Linked DNA regions of Homo sapiens: region 1 is linked to region 2. Evidence: chromatin contacts called from ENCODE Hi-C or POLR2A ChIA-PET data. All regions are on one chromosome and are shown on one strand. Each heading gives the region's core, a stretch centred on a gene start or an enhancer-like site at or near the end of the contact. The rest is flanking DNA. Distances are from core to core; before and after follow the strand shown.

What was found. Hi-C counts contacts between places; a loop is a spot of excess contacts on that map. ChIA-PET counts read pairs that join two places held with the same protein, here RNA polymerase II (POLR2A). Pooled maps may share reads with other maps.
Region 1: a loop to region 2 is called in a pooled map, with 6 times the contacts of the local background. The contact joins the promoter of FBXO36 here to the promoter of AGFG1 in region 2. A Hi-C loop is called at or near these places in 7 of 50 pooled maps. POLR2A ChIA-PET finds 5 or more read pairs at or near these places in 4 of 52 experiments (GM10248, H1, RWPE1 and 1 more).

The regions. Positions count from the first base shown.
Region 1 is chr2:229,920,789-229,924,278 of GRCh38, forward strand. It overlaps FBXO36 (F-box protein 36), which reads left to right and starts at 1,715. Exons shown (of 4, transcript NM_174899.5): 1 at 1,715-1,821. The coding sequence starts at 1,726. TRIP12 (thyroid hormone receptor interactor 12) reads right to left here and starts at 1,221. Exons shown (of 42, transcript NM_001348323.3): 1 at 1,092-1,221. RefSeq lists enhancers at 276-776, 777-1,277, 1,934-1,993 and a silencer at 714-1,103.
Region 2 is chr2:227,469,909-227,473,794 of GRCh38, forward strand. AGFG1 (ArfGAP with FG repeats 1) reads left to right here and starts at 2,248. Exons shown (of 13, transcript NM_004504.5): 1 at 2,248-2,680. The coding sequence starts at 2,514. It overlaps MIR5703 (microRNA 5703), which reads left to right and starts at 2,224; the gene lies at 2,224-2,279. It overlaps LOC124907994 (a long non-coding RNA gene), which reads right to left and starts at 2,191. Exons shown (of 2, transcript XR_007088114.1): 1 at 1,252-2,191; 2 at 880-1,081. RefSeq lists an enhancer at 1,161-2,124 and a silencer at 2,237-2,956.

The DNA of each region.
Region 1 (3,490 bases), core at 465-2,964, 2.5 Mb after region 2:
GAAGGGAGAGACGCCGAGGAAGACAGGATTTGAGGTTTTACTACCTTCGTTATTCGAACTCCCCTCTAACTTGTTCCTGTACTAGAAACCCACTCACTATGGAGAAGGAAGGAGAGGGGCTGAACTGATGGACAAACGTTGTAAATAATAGGTTTTATGTAATCCACATATAAATAAATTAATCGCCTGACTCGCTCTGAATGCTAATACGATTGGGGTGACAATTGGCCCACCTCCCTCCCCCAAGTCCTAGTTAAACCCACCTACCACCAATTTCCATTCTGATCTATTTAAAAGGATACTCTATTCCTCTCAGTCAAGTTTCTCGGCTTCTTTAGGCCTCCCTGCATGCCCCCCTCGTCATCATCCTCCCTCAGCCTCAACTTCCCACGGCTTAAAAAACTGCCCCGCGCAGACCCCGTCTCCGGGCTCGCCCTCCCTCAACCGTCCCTCGCCGTCCCCCTGGGCAGGAAACCCCTTACTGCGGTCTAAAGTCTCTCTGGCCTCTCCCTTCTCTGACCCTCGCTTCCCACAACTGTTGTCACTGGAGCTGCTTCCTAGTTTCCATTTCCGGGCCGTCCACGGCCCCGGAGCCTCCCCTTTCCCGATTTCCGGGCCCCTCGTCCCATTTCCGGGGAACCCTTGCCGTCTTCACACCCCCCACCTGCACTTCCGGCCCCCCACTTTCTCTCTTCCCAGACACCCTCCAAGCTCCAAAGCCCACTTCCGGCCCCCCTTGGTCCCCGCCGAGCTCCCCAACACCCGCAAGCCTTACCCCGGTTCTGTGAAGGGCCCTCCTCATTGCGGGAAGCCGGAGGAGGGACCCAGCGACCCCTACCTCCCGCCAGGCCCCGGTCCCTCCGGCCGCGGCCGCCCTCGAGCGTCTCTCCCGTCCACCCCCGGCCCGGTCCTTCCGCGGCCCCGCCGCCGCCGGCGCCGGGAGCAGGCCAAGCGGGGGCCGAATCGCGGCGATGACACAACCGGGCTTCCTGGGACTTTCTGTTCCAGCTCCTCCCCCCGCCCCCCCAACCCCTCAGCTGGCCCCCTCCCCCAAGGCTTGCCCCCGCCGCCCAGAGCTGCGCCCCAATTACCTAGTTAGGCCCCAAAGTCTCCGGTCCGGACTCGGTGGCGCGGCAGTAACTTCCACTAGCTCCCCCCACCCCCCCCAGCGGCGCGGCGGCGGCGGCTCCGGGTTCCTTCAATTATCAGCTGAGCCGCAGCACCGCGCCCGGCGTGCGCCTCCGCCCGTGCCGCCTCCCTCCCCGCCTGCTCTGACACCCTCGGGGAACTACTTTGTCCTCGGGCTCCGGTTACGGGCTCGTCCGCGGGACCGGCACCGCTGCCTACTGGCGGCCCATCACATCGCCCCTCCCTCCCACGCCTCCCGGCTCGACTCTCTCAGCAGCCTCCGATCTCCGCCCGATCCCTTCGAGGGACCAGGAAGGGGACTGTGGAGATCTACTTGGTATCCCTCCGCCGGGGTCACCCCCTCCCCTCCGTGGTAGCAGGAACTAATTCCCCCTCGGGTCACCCGGGACCTGGAGCTGGAAATTTCACGGATCAGGGTTCCCTAAGACCCTTGGAAGAGGGGACGATCGCCCCAAGTTAGAAATCCTTCTGCCAGCTCATAAGCGTGGTTCAATTTAAACTAGGGTTTTGGCCCCTTGACCCCAACCAAGCCCCGCCCCTTCCTGGTTGTCTTAGCGACGGCGGTGGCGTCCCAAGATGGCGTCGTGGCTGCCGGAGACTCTCTTTGAAACTGTAGGACAAGGCCCGCCGCCTAGCAAAGACTATTACCAGTTACTGGTCACCCGGTCTCAGGCAAGTGCGAGCCGCGGTTTACCCTCTCTCCTAACTCCCTACCTGGCCCGGTTGGGGCCCGGGACGCAGGCTGTGCTAGGCCAAGAGCAACCGTAGCCCGCCGGAAGCGCCCAGTCCCGGCTCCGCGCCGGGAGATTTTCCTCGTCACCTCGGCCTCCTCGGTCCGACGGCCCGCGTGTCCCTGCTCTCCCCGAGCCCGGCTAGTCCCTGGCAAGCCTTCTCTGCCTCCCCGCGGTGCCGCGTGCTCCTTTCCCGCCACCCCGGCTTCTTACCCGTAGAGTTTCCTCCGCGCGAAGAGGAAAACGGGCGTCTCCGGCTTGCGTGCGGCCTCACCTCAGCGTGAGAAGGAGGGAAAGAACGACTCAGCCAAGTGTCCCAAGGAGGAGCCGGCTAGGGAGGGGAAAAGGAGATTGCCTCTTTTCCAGGATAGGAATTAATCATGGAGAATTTTATAAATCTCTTTGTGGCCTTTACGCGTGCCACGGCCACATCAAAACTTAGTTATTTCTAGTAGCAACTGACGATTGGGAGCTCTTACCTTTTGGAGTCCCTTCTATCCCATTGAAAGTGTGCGGGTGGTGGTATAAAAATGTTTCAGCTGCTCTGCGCTTCAGCCCCACCCATAATGACATCTGCTCCACAACAATAAGACCGAGGATTATATTATCTCCAAAGTAACCATCGGCCTATTTTTATGCCTACTTTGGTTATTGAAGGTGGGCTTTTGGATGATTTACTGTGTCCATGAAATTCTCAACTTGAGCGGGGCCTCCATTGGGAAGACGTTTCTAATCCTGGCTGAGTTTACGCCTGTCACTGAGTTATTCATGCACCCTGCCCTTTCAATAGATACTATTCCTATAAAATGAAATTTAGAAGTTTGTATATATTTGTTTTGGTGTGCATATTGATCATTCCCTCAGTTTTTCCAGGAGCCCTTAAACAAAATAGGTAATGAGTTAATTTTTTTATATTTTTGAAAGCATCTTTTAAAATATAAATGTTAATATATATTTTTTAATTTAAGATTTAGAAATATTACAAATGTAAAATCAGCCTGTCCAAAAAAAATTTTTTTTAAAACAGTACTGCTCCTTGCGGAGCAGGGCTAATTCATAGGCAGTGGGCCCAGGGTCAGACTCAAATTTTTAATTAAACTGTTCTTAGGGGGTTTTGCACATTTAGTGATGTATGAAATACTGAAAGGTATCCTTTTCTGTACTTTTTTTTTGGTGTTGTTTTTTTTTTTTTTTTTTTTTTTTGAGACGGAGTCTCGCTCTGTCGCCAGGCTGGAGTGCAGTGGCGCGATCTCGGCTCACTGCGACCTCGTTTCACCATGTTGGCCAGGATGGTCTCGATCTCTTGATCTCGTGATCCGCCTGCCTCGGCCTCCCAAAGTGCTGGGATTACAGGCGTGAGCCACCGCGCCCGGCCTTGTACATTTTTTAAACGGATTATTGATTTTTCCATTTGTTTTAAGATTTGTTTGTTTATTTATCGAGAGGGAGTCTCCCTCTGTTGCCCAGGCTGGAGTGCAGTGGCGCGATCTCAGCTCACTGCAACCTCCGCATCTCCTGGGTTCAAGCGATTCTCCTGCCTCAGCCCCCCGAGTAACTGGGATTACAGGCGTGCGCCACCACACCCAGCTAATTTTTGTATTTTTAATAGA
Region 2 (3,886 bases), core at 998-3,497:
CGCAAAAATACTGAACTGGATACTAGTGAACTAGATCTAACTACCAATTTTTAGGAAATAGAACAGAGGGACATGTTAAATGATACAGATTATGAGAAACTCTACAGAATAAAGTGCCCAATTACTAAAACAAATGAATTATAATTAAAAAAAAAGAGATGGTGGAGAGACCCAAAGAAACCTTATGAGACATATTACCCAGTTGCAAGGAGTGGGTTCAAACAAACTGTAAAAATCTCATTAAAATATTGATAATTGCCAACTTAAACACTAGTGCGATATTTGATGATCTTTAGGAGTTATTAACTTTTTTTTTTTTGAGGCGGAGTCTTGCTCTATTGCCCAGGTTGGAGTGCAGTGGCACAATCTTGGCTCACTGCCACCTCTGCCTCCCAGGTTCAAGTGATTCTCCTGCCTCAGCTTCCCAAGTAGCTGGGACTACAAGTGCATGCCACCATGCCTGGCTAATTTTCATATTTTTAGTAGAGACCCGGTTTCGCCATGTAGGCCAGGCTGGTCCTGAACTCCTGACCTCAGGTAATCCACCTGCCTTGGCCTCCCACAGTGCTGGGATTACAGGTGTGCGCCATCGTGCCCAGCCTATTGTTAACTTTTTAGATATGCTAACGGTATCATGGCTAAGTTTGAAAGAGATAAAGTTTTTATTTTTTAGGGATACAAATGGAACTATGTACCATTTAGATGAATGGTACGAAACCTAGAATTTGCTTTAAAATAATAGGAGAGGGGATGGAGGGTTGAGGTATTTATAAAGCAAGATTAGCCATGGGCTTAATCATTGCTGAAAGTGGTCCATGGGCTCATGGTAGTTTGATATTTTCCATAATAGAAAAGTTTAAAAACATTCATTGGCCAATCTATCTGTCCATTTCTTTTAATATTAAAAACATTAATTATTATTAGTAGTATTATATTAATATGAAGTCTCACTTTGTTGATTCACCCAATCCCTTTCATGAGAGATGTGGAGGTTGGTCTTGGCTGTTAGGAAACGTAGATTCTAATCCATTCAACAGCCCAGTGATTTGAGAACTTCAGCTCTCTGGGTCTCCCTGTACTCCTTTGGAAAACGAGAGACGAAGTTGATTGTTGCAGTGGGGATTTGGGTCCTGCAGTCTGGCTGTCTGGGTTGGAATTGAGCTTCGCCATAGGTACCCTTGGGTAAATTTACTTAATCCCTCAGGGTTTCATCTTCCTGTTTTGTAAAATGTAAATAACAATAACGCTCACCTCGAAGGGTTGTTGTGAAGATTACATGAACGATTTCATGTATTCATTCCGTCAACATTGAACACCTAGTCTCCAGCTCTGCGAGGGGAATGGGGTGGAGTGGCACAGAAAATACGGGGGCCAGGCTGTTTAGCGCCTAAAGGGAGAGTCCAGATCACCCATGGTAAACACGAAATAAGATGCAGTATTTCAAATAGCTAGAACTGAGACGAAAATACAACGCAGCAATTTGATGGAGAGCAACTTCGAGAAAGGTGAGCTGCAACATTAACTCGGCTGATCTGGGACAGTCTGGCGGGGGAGGTGACATCTGAGCCCCACCTGACTTAGAGGATGTCAGCTATGGATGATCCGGGTTTCCACACGCAGCAGTTCTCAAGCCAGGTGACTGCACCGCCCTAAAGTTCCCTCCACTTTTGGCAATGTCTGGGGATTTTTGGTTGCCAGCAATGGGAATTGGGGGGTTTGTTCTTGTATCTAGTGGGTATAGGCTAGGAACGCCGCCCAGTATCCTACAGTGCACAGGACACCCCAAGCCCCCCCAAATTAGCTGGCCCAAAGATAAAGAGAGAAGAGCAAGGGCAAAGGTCCTGCAGGAGTCAGAAAGGAGCTTGCTGTGTTCAGAAAACTCAAAATCCAGTGTGGCTGAGTGAGGACGACGAAGAATGAGGTAGACTGGGCTAGACTATGGAGCACTTTTTACGGCACGGTGAGGAATTTGGAATTATACTCAAAGCAGTGGAAAGCCCTTGAAGAGTTTTAAACAGAAGGGGAAGGTAACCCATGTGAAACGCTTTGCATATATAAGCGCTCAATAAATACTGTCTATTATTAATATTATTATCACCATTGTGTCTACCCTACTTGGCTCCAGACCCGGCCCATGCCTCAGCGAGGCCGCAGTGACTCCTCCTGGCCAGCAGAGGGCGCCAGCGGACACTTGGCTACCGGCCGCCCAGGGCGGGCCTCCTCTTGCCGTCCCCTTCCTCGTCTTTTCCCCTCAGGAGAAGTCGGGAAGGTGGCGGCGGCGGCGGCGGTTGTCCCGGCTGTGCCGGTTGGTGTGGCCCGTCAGCCCGCGTACCACAGCGCCCGGGCCGCGTCGAGCCCAGTACAGCCAAGCCGCTGCGGCCGGGTCCGGCGCGGGCGGCGCGCGCAGACGGAGGGCGGCGGCCGCGGCCAGGGCGGCCCGTGGGACCGCGGGCCCCCGGCGCAGCGCTGCCCGGCTCCCGGCCCTGCCGGCCTCCTCCCTTGGCGCCGCGGCCATGGCGGCCAGCGCGAAGCGGAAGCAGGAGGAGAAGCACCTGAAGATGCTGCGGGACATGACCGGCCTCCCGCACAACCGAAAGTGCTTCGACTGCGACCAGCGCGGCCCCACCTACGTTAACATGACGGTCGGCTCCTTCGTGTGTACCTCCTGCTCCGGCAGCCTGTGAGTGCGGGGCGGCCGGGCGGGTGTCGGGCCCTTCCCGGGAGGTGGGGGAGCGGGCGGCGGGACCGGGACCCTTCCGGGGCTGGGAAAGAGCCGGGTGCCGTGGGAGGCGGTCGGGGGCGGCCGTTGGGCGCCGGCTGGCGGGCGCGGCGTGGGAGGCTGCGGGCTGGATGCGCAGGGCCCGGGCAGCCGGGCTGGGGATGCGTTTTCGGTTTTGCCGGGCGAGGGTTTACGTTCTGGGCAGCCTTCGTGGGTGGGACGTGGGCGGGGTTGGGGTCAGGGAGGGGGCGACCGGGGCGAGCGTCCCTGGTCTCCGTCGAGCCTGCGGCCGCCGCCCTCGCTCTCCAGCTACCCGGGGCGCCGGGCTGTGGGGGGTGGGGGAAGACGCTAGGAGGCCGGGGGGGAGGTCCATGCGGGTCCTTTGTGTGCCCCGCCTCTCAGCGGCCCGGGAGCCGCGGTGCGGAGCGAGGCACCTGCTGGGCGCTCCTGCTGGGGGTCGGGGAGAAGCTGGGGTGGGAGGGAGGGACGCCTGCCTCGCCCGTGCCTTTTTTCTGGGTCGAGAGTACCTACGTAACTGGGAGGAAGCAGGCACTTAGGAATAGTAGCAGGATGAAAGCATCTTGATGGCAGATGTGAATCCCCTGGGAAAAGTTCGAAAGGATTAATTGCGGGAGGGGGAGGCAGAGGAGCAGATTTGAAGCTGTGGGATTTTAGTTTTATGGTCCGAAGAGAGTGTTGAGGAGTTGGGGGAAAGTTTTAATGGCAATAAGGTACCCACTAGGAGCTGTGTGATTCTAAATATGATGGAGTTATCTGTGAGATTTATCTGTATCTCGCTATCAATACCCGAGTGCCCTGGCTGTACACAGAAATGAGGAGAGCTAGCAAGTCACCATGATTTCAGAAAGACACTACCGTCCTGAGTTACTGGGATGATTTGTGTTTGTTGTTCTTTGCTTCATTAAGCTTTATTTTGATAAAGATTTTTATTGCCGTGCAATTTCATTCGGAAAATTTGCAGGTGGTTTTGGAATTGATAAAATGCTTTTATATTATTATCTTGTATTTAAAGTTACTAACAACGTGGCAGTTACTAAGTATTTTTAAAACCTTTGCTTGTAAGATTAATACAAAGCACATAATACTTTATGTGGGAAAATTGATTTCTTAAAACTTAGAAAATGCAGAACATGTCTAGTATGTACT